2 separate regions of the Homo sapiens genome follow, and region 2 is linked to region 1. Evidence: chromatin contacts called from ENCODE Hi-C data. All regions are on one chromosome and are shown on one strand. Each heading gives the region's core, a stretch centred on a gene start or an enhancer-like site at or near the end of the contact. The rest is flanking DNA. Distances are from core to core; before and after follow the strand shown. Region 1 overlaps LOC107986420 (a long non-coding RNA gene). Region 2 overlaps PIK3R1 (phosphoinositide-3-kinase regulatory subunit 1).

Evidence for each region. Hi-C counts contacts between places; a loop is a spot of excess contacts on that map. Pooled maps may share reads with other maps.
Region 2: a loop to region 1 is called in a pooled map, with 2.1 times the contacts of the local background. The contact joins two enhancer-like sites. A Hi-C loop is called at or near these places in 2 of 168 maps with a recorded cell type or tissue (cardiac septum and gastrocnemius medialis), 3 of 37 single-sample maps with no recorded cell type and 6 of 50 pooled maps.

Annotation. Positions count from the first base shown.
Region 1 is chr5:67,969,833-67,972,631 of GRCh38, forward strand. The region is part of intron 1 of LOC107986420 (a long non-coding RNA gene); the gene reads right to left. Among named protein-coding and RNA genes, the nearest start is that of LINC02997, 180 kb to the left of the region's middle. Within about 2 kb of position 1,488, at least 11 of the 41 ENCODE cell types and tissues checked have a DNase peak (open chromatin) inside an H3K27ac peak, as active enhancers do.
Region 2 is chr5:68,242,557-68,245,256 of GRCh38, forward strand. All of the region lies in intron 2 of PIK3R1 (phosphoinositide-3-kinase regulatory subunit 1), which reads left to right. Among named protein-coding and RNA genes, the nearest start is that of PIK3R1, 28 kb to the left of the region's middle. Within about 2 kb of position 1,300, at least 3 of the 41 ENCODE cell types and tissues checked have a DNase peak (open chromatin) inside an H3K27ac peak, as active enhancers do.

The sequences.
Region 1 (2,799 bases), core at 238-2,737:
GATACCAGAGTGACTCAAACACAGTACTCAGAAGACCTAGTTCTCCCTGATGGCCTTCAGTGCCTCAGGCATTTCTTGTAATAAATGGTTTCCATGCTCAGAAATAGATGAAAGCCAGGTCTTGCACCTTTCTGGAATCAGGAAGAGTTATTATAACAGGCATAGATAAAAATTCAAGACCATAAAAGGAAGAAAAAAAAGATGGGTATGCACTGGAAAAGGCAGTAGAGAAAATAAAATGTAGCGTACCTCAGAATAATAAGAACCTGGTTTTGCTTAAAACCAGAGTGGAAGAAGTTTGAATCATGGTGGAGCAAGAATAGGAGACAAGCCCTCGCTGCTATTGAATTCGCCCTTTCTGTTTGTGTTTGCACATCAGCCAAATTCAAAATGGCAGTGAGCAAGGCTGAGGAGGCCTCCAGAAAGCCAAGACGAAGGCAGCTTCCTGCTGCAGGAAGCCATGCTGTGCTTCCCCATAGGAAGGACTCATTGACCCCTGAAAACCATCATCCTGCAGGGGTGACCCCCACTCTATACAGAGTAGCCGTCCTGGAGTACCTCAGAAAAGAGGTTTTTTAGGCAGCAGCAACTGCACCAAAATATATCAAAATGACAAATGTCACCTTTCTCACCAGTGGCCTACCATTCCTTGAGATACAGAGTTGGAGTCTCTCTTAAGGCAACAATTGCTACGAGAAGTGTAATTCCATACATCTAGTTCTTCGATGGGAAAGAAAGGATAACTGAAAGAAGTTAGGTGCCTGGATTTCTCATGACTTCAGAAATCCAAATATTTGAATGATCATCCAGTATCAGTGATGCCAGCAGACTGTTCACTGTGAAAAAGACAATTTTGCCTTTAATTTTATTTTAGCCACTTAGAAGTTTAATAGCCTTTTTACAAACGGATTTCAACATTTGTTAACTATATGTAGGTGTTAATGCAGCACTGAAGAAGCTGTTGATTTTGAAGCAGTGGGTTTCTAATGAGTTTACTCTTTTTACAATGTGATGCAGAGGTTGTAGCAACAGATATATGATTTCATACAGATTTACTTCCACCATAGTGGATAAGAAGCTCAAATCTAAAACTCAAAAAAAAAAAAAAACTAAATAAAATAAGGAGGAGGAGAAAGAGGTAGGTAAAAGGGAGGAAAGGGGTATATTTGAGGACAAGGTAGTGCAGGCTACCTTTTGCAAGGTAGGTGAAGGGAATGATATTGTTGAGAAGAACAGACATATTTTCCAAGCAAGCCAGCTGGAGGAGGCCTTGGCAGGTTGGTGTGAATTTACTTCTGGCAGCACCAAACCTTAGAACAAGTATTTCTTTGGTTGTCTGTGGGTAAAGAAGCTACAGAATGAGATAGCTTAGTAATTTAAAAAAAAAGAAAGAAAGAAAGAAAGAAAGAAAGTAGCCCCATTCTCCTGAGCCAGGCCCTGCAGATAGGACCCCCAGTCAAGATGGTGACATCTCTGGGCAAGGAGCCAGCTTAATGCCCCCAAACGTCACCAGCACTCACTAAATGTTGAAGAACACAAATACTGGGATCGCTTTAAAAATATCTAGCTGTTTCTCTTCAATTGGGTTGAATTTCCTTTCGCAATATGAACTATGTTCCTGCCAATTTTAAAGTTTACAGCTCCAGCTGTTAGGGAGTTATGTAAGAGCAAAAGTGATCAAAGAGCCTCAAGAGTGGAAAATGCATTTTTTTTCCCTTGGTTGCATAACTCCTCGAATGGAATGGGCAATGCAAAATGCAATAGAAATATCATCTGCCCACTCCTCCTGCCCCTCATTACTACCTTTCCAAGAAAAGAAAAAAAGTTCACCTTGGAGGGAGTAAAGAAGAACATGAGCAATGTTGTTGGACTCAAATTTAGCATGCCCAAGCATTTTTCAAAATAAAGTTGCAAGTAACTGAAATAGGTTTAAGCTGAAACCAAATTCCTCTTAACTCTAGGGCACTTTCCCTAAAAATAAAAAATGAACCTAGTACATTAAAGAATGTAGTTCTTTACGGCCAGCACAATATTCTAATGTCATTATCTTCTGAATGTCTCTCCTCCTATTAGTCTTTTAGTTAACAAGCGTTGAAATCAGTTTGTAAAAAGGGAACTTCTCTTTTTGTCTTTGCCTTCCCAGTTCCTGGCATAAAATAAGATCCAATAAATAATACACGAATAAGGATTATAGAAAATGTGGCTTTAGCCATATGTTTAGACTGACTATCTGCGGAAGCCTAGACATGATGCAATGACAACCTTTGGAAGTAAGAGTGACACTTGATGAAAGCCAAACATGTACTTTCTTACCCATTTTTCCCTTTTTCCTCATGGCTCTGATTGCAAAAAGACTGATAATAAAAGCTAGACAAAGTCAGATTGGTATTTGATCTGTGCCCCACCCACATCTCATGTCAAATTATAATCCCCAGTGTTGGAGGTGGGGCCTGGTGGGAGGTGATTGGATCATGAGGTTGGATCCTTCATGAATGGTTTAGCACCATCCTGTTGGTTCCAGTCTCATGACAGTGAGTGACTGAGAGCTTGACAGATCTGGTTGTATAAAACTGTGTAGCACTTCCCCTCTCTCTCTCTCCTACTCCTGTGCCCATCACGTGAGACGCCTCTGTATTAGTTTGTTCTTGAACTGCGACAAAGAAATACCTGGGACTGGGTAATTTATAAAGAAAAGAGGCTTAATTGGCTCATGGTTACACAGGCTATACAGGAAGCACAGCAGCATCTGCTTGGCTTCTGGGAAGGCCTCAGGAAACACAATCTTGGCAGAAGGTGAAG
Region 2 (2,700 bases), core at 50-2,549, 270 kb after region 1:
GTGTCAGCTACTGTGATATGGCTTGCCACCAGGACAGATCATTCTACCCGTCTAAGGAGTTAGGGTATCCCCAAGAGCTGTGATGGGAGGTGGAAATTCACACCTGTGAAATGGGAGGTATGCTGAGTTGAACGGGATAGCCCAAGGCCTGTCCATGAACTGAGCCATGGCCAAGGATTTCTTAATTCTAGAGGCCTCCTTCTTGAGCTTGCCTTCTTTTGAACTTGGCCCTCAGTGTCTGGGTAAGTTGGAGCGTGACTATCCAGGGAAAGCCCCTGGTTTGTATTTAGTCAAGTTGGCCAGAGAAGACTGGATCTAAGCGGGAATAAAATTTGCTGACCCCCATCTCAGAGGTTAACATTTTCATTTGTGTTTTGCATGACTCATTTTAAATTACAGTGCTCTACAAGTATAGAAAGAAGCCTTCCTCTTCCCACCGTCCCCAGACACCACATAATGGAAAAAGCAAGAATTTTCTGCATAAGCAAGGCCTTAAAAAAAAAAAAGCCAGCCTCTGATGGGACTTCTTTCCTGCCAGAAATCCCACTGGTCCACTGTCGCAATTTTTACAAAAGGCCACGATGAAAGAGTAAGGCCCATTTTGAGCCCTTTGCTTCTGTATTATGTGAAACATAACTTGTATGTTTCACATATGTTCTTGGTATCAGAAGAATTGTTAGTTTTTGAACATGTAAAATCTACTAGGGTCTCTGACTGTTAAAGTATAATTTTGATTAAGAAAAGATTTGTTCCACTGCTTTGATTAGACACATAAAACTTTGAAAAGTTTTGATGTTCTGTTTCCTGTTTTAAAAAAATATGTCCTCTCCTATGAACTCTAACTAGATGAGAGGATTTTCCTCAGAGAAAATTCAGCCCTGGGAAGAACCATCTATGGAGGTCATAACCTAGAAAATTCTTCAAGGGAAGTTGCAGTGAATTAAAAGAGGGCGGAGTTAGAAAGTCCTGTTCTACCAAATTTGTGCTAATAGTTGCACCTTTCTTTCTTTCCCAGAATGGTCACTGGAGAAAATGTGTAAACCAACTGCAAACAAGTTTATCCGTTGCCACCTTTCTTTTCCTTTAGTGACAGTTCAATTCGTTAACCTGAAGGAGCTACTGTACCATCAAGACTAGCTCCCAGCCCAGGGCTTCAGCATAAAGCAGCTGCTCAGTTAATTTTGGTGGATCACGGGCAGAAACAAGTTACCTTTGGGATGCAGATTCTGAATAGTCTGCCATGAAATGATTAAATGAATGAGAGTGATGAGGGGCTACTTAATTGGACTATGTAAAATGGCTCCTTAAGCTTCGTGGACAATTGAGTAATTTCAGTTTCCTCTCTTCACTCTTGTTTACTTCCTGCTCTTCTAGCATCAAGTGTTAGGTATTCTGTTCTCTTACAATGAGAAGATTAAACAGCTGTAGTTTAAATTAAAGCATTAATTTGGAGTGTTCTGTGGCTACATTAATTATATTTTCTACTAAGATTAAATTGCAGATGGATATAAGCAGCAATATATGTTTATCCAGGGCAAACCAGAATTCTGTTAACCAGCCATCCTTGGTGACTTTTTATTTATATATAAAAACCTTTTTAAACTGAAATAATGTAACTTGATTTTTCCCCCCAGTTAGGTAGAAGAAAAAATAATTGGATGCAGAAAACAGTTGTATGGAGCGTATTTGCATAGGTACAGGACTTGAGTGACAGAAAATTCCTTTTATTTTTTTCCCCAGTGGGATTTAGCAAAAAGCATGTGTTGAAAGTCTCTTGACTAAATGGATCATAATTAAAGACTTTGGGATTTATTTATGGGTATTTTAATTAGAAACATTAAGTTCACTCAGTGGTCCTTGTGAAAACTTTTTTCTAACTGCTTATTTTATATCAAGTAATAAATAAAATTTCTGTGGGTATGAAGATGAGTTTTAGGGCCGCCTATTTCTCTAGGACCGCCCCCCCGCCCCCCGCCGCCGCTTCAGAGAGCTTTTCTCTTTCTTTCACCTATTAAACTTCTGCTCTGGACCTCAAAAAAAAAAAAAGAGTTTTAGCTGTAACCACATTGTAATTCGTGCTGAATATATGAATGCTGCTGTTCACTGAATAGTTAACTGGTTATATCCCTTGTTAATTTGAAGTTTTCTTCCTTCGTTTTGGAATGATAGTTATAAGGCAACATGCATTTTAGAAAAATGCACTTGTTTGAACTTCTCAGATCTAATGTGACTCTGTGGGACTAGATGTTAAGAAACCATATCTTTAACTGAACATCATCTATGATATTCCATCTCATAACATGTTCCATGAGTTTTATGGACAATTTCTAAGAAATCCAAAGTAGCATGCAGTTTTATCAACCTCTCTGCATCCCCTTGGCACAAGGAATAATTTTTCTGTTATTGAGGGGCAAAACAGAGGGGTAAAGGCACTCATACAGTTAAATGCCAGATTAAGTCAGGCATCCAAGTCACTCTGCTTTGGGTTGATTCTCTGAGACTCAGCTGGCTGACTTCAAAAGGACGAAATAGATTTCAACATTGGAAAAGAATACAGTATAGAATATATGATGGGTCTTGTTAGCTATCTCTTATTTTCTAATCCAAAGAGCCTCCTAGTTGGAGGAAAAACTTGAACTACATAAGTATATCAGCAAATTTTCATTATATTTTATAATTCTTTATTGCATTATACGTGAA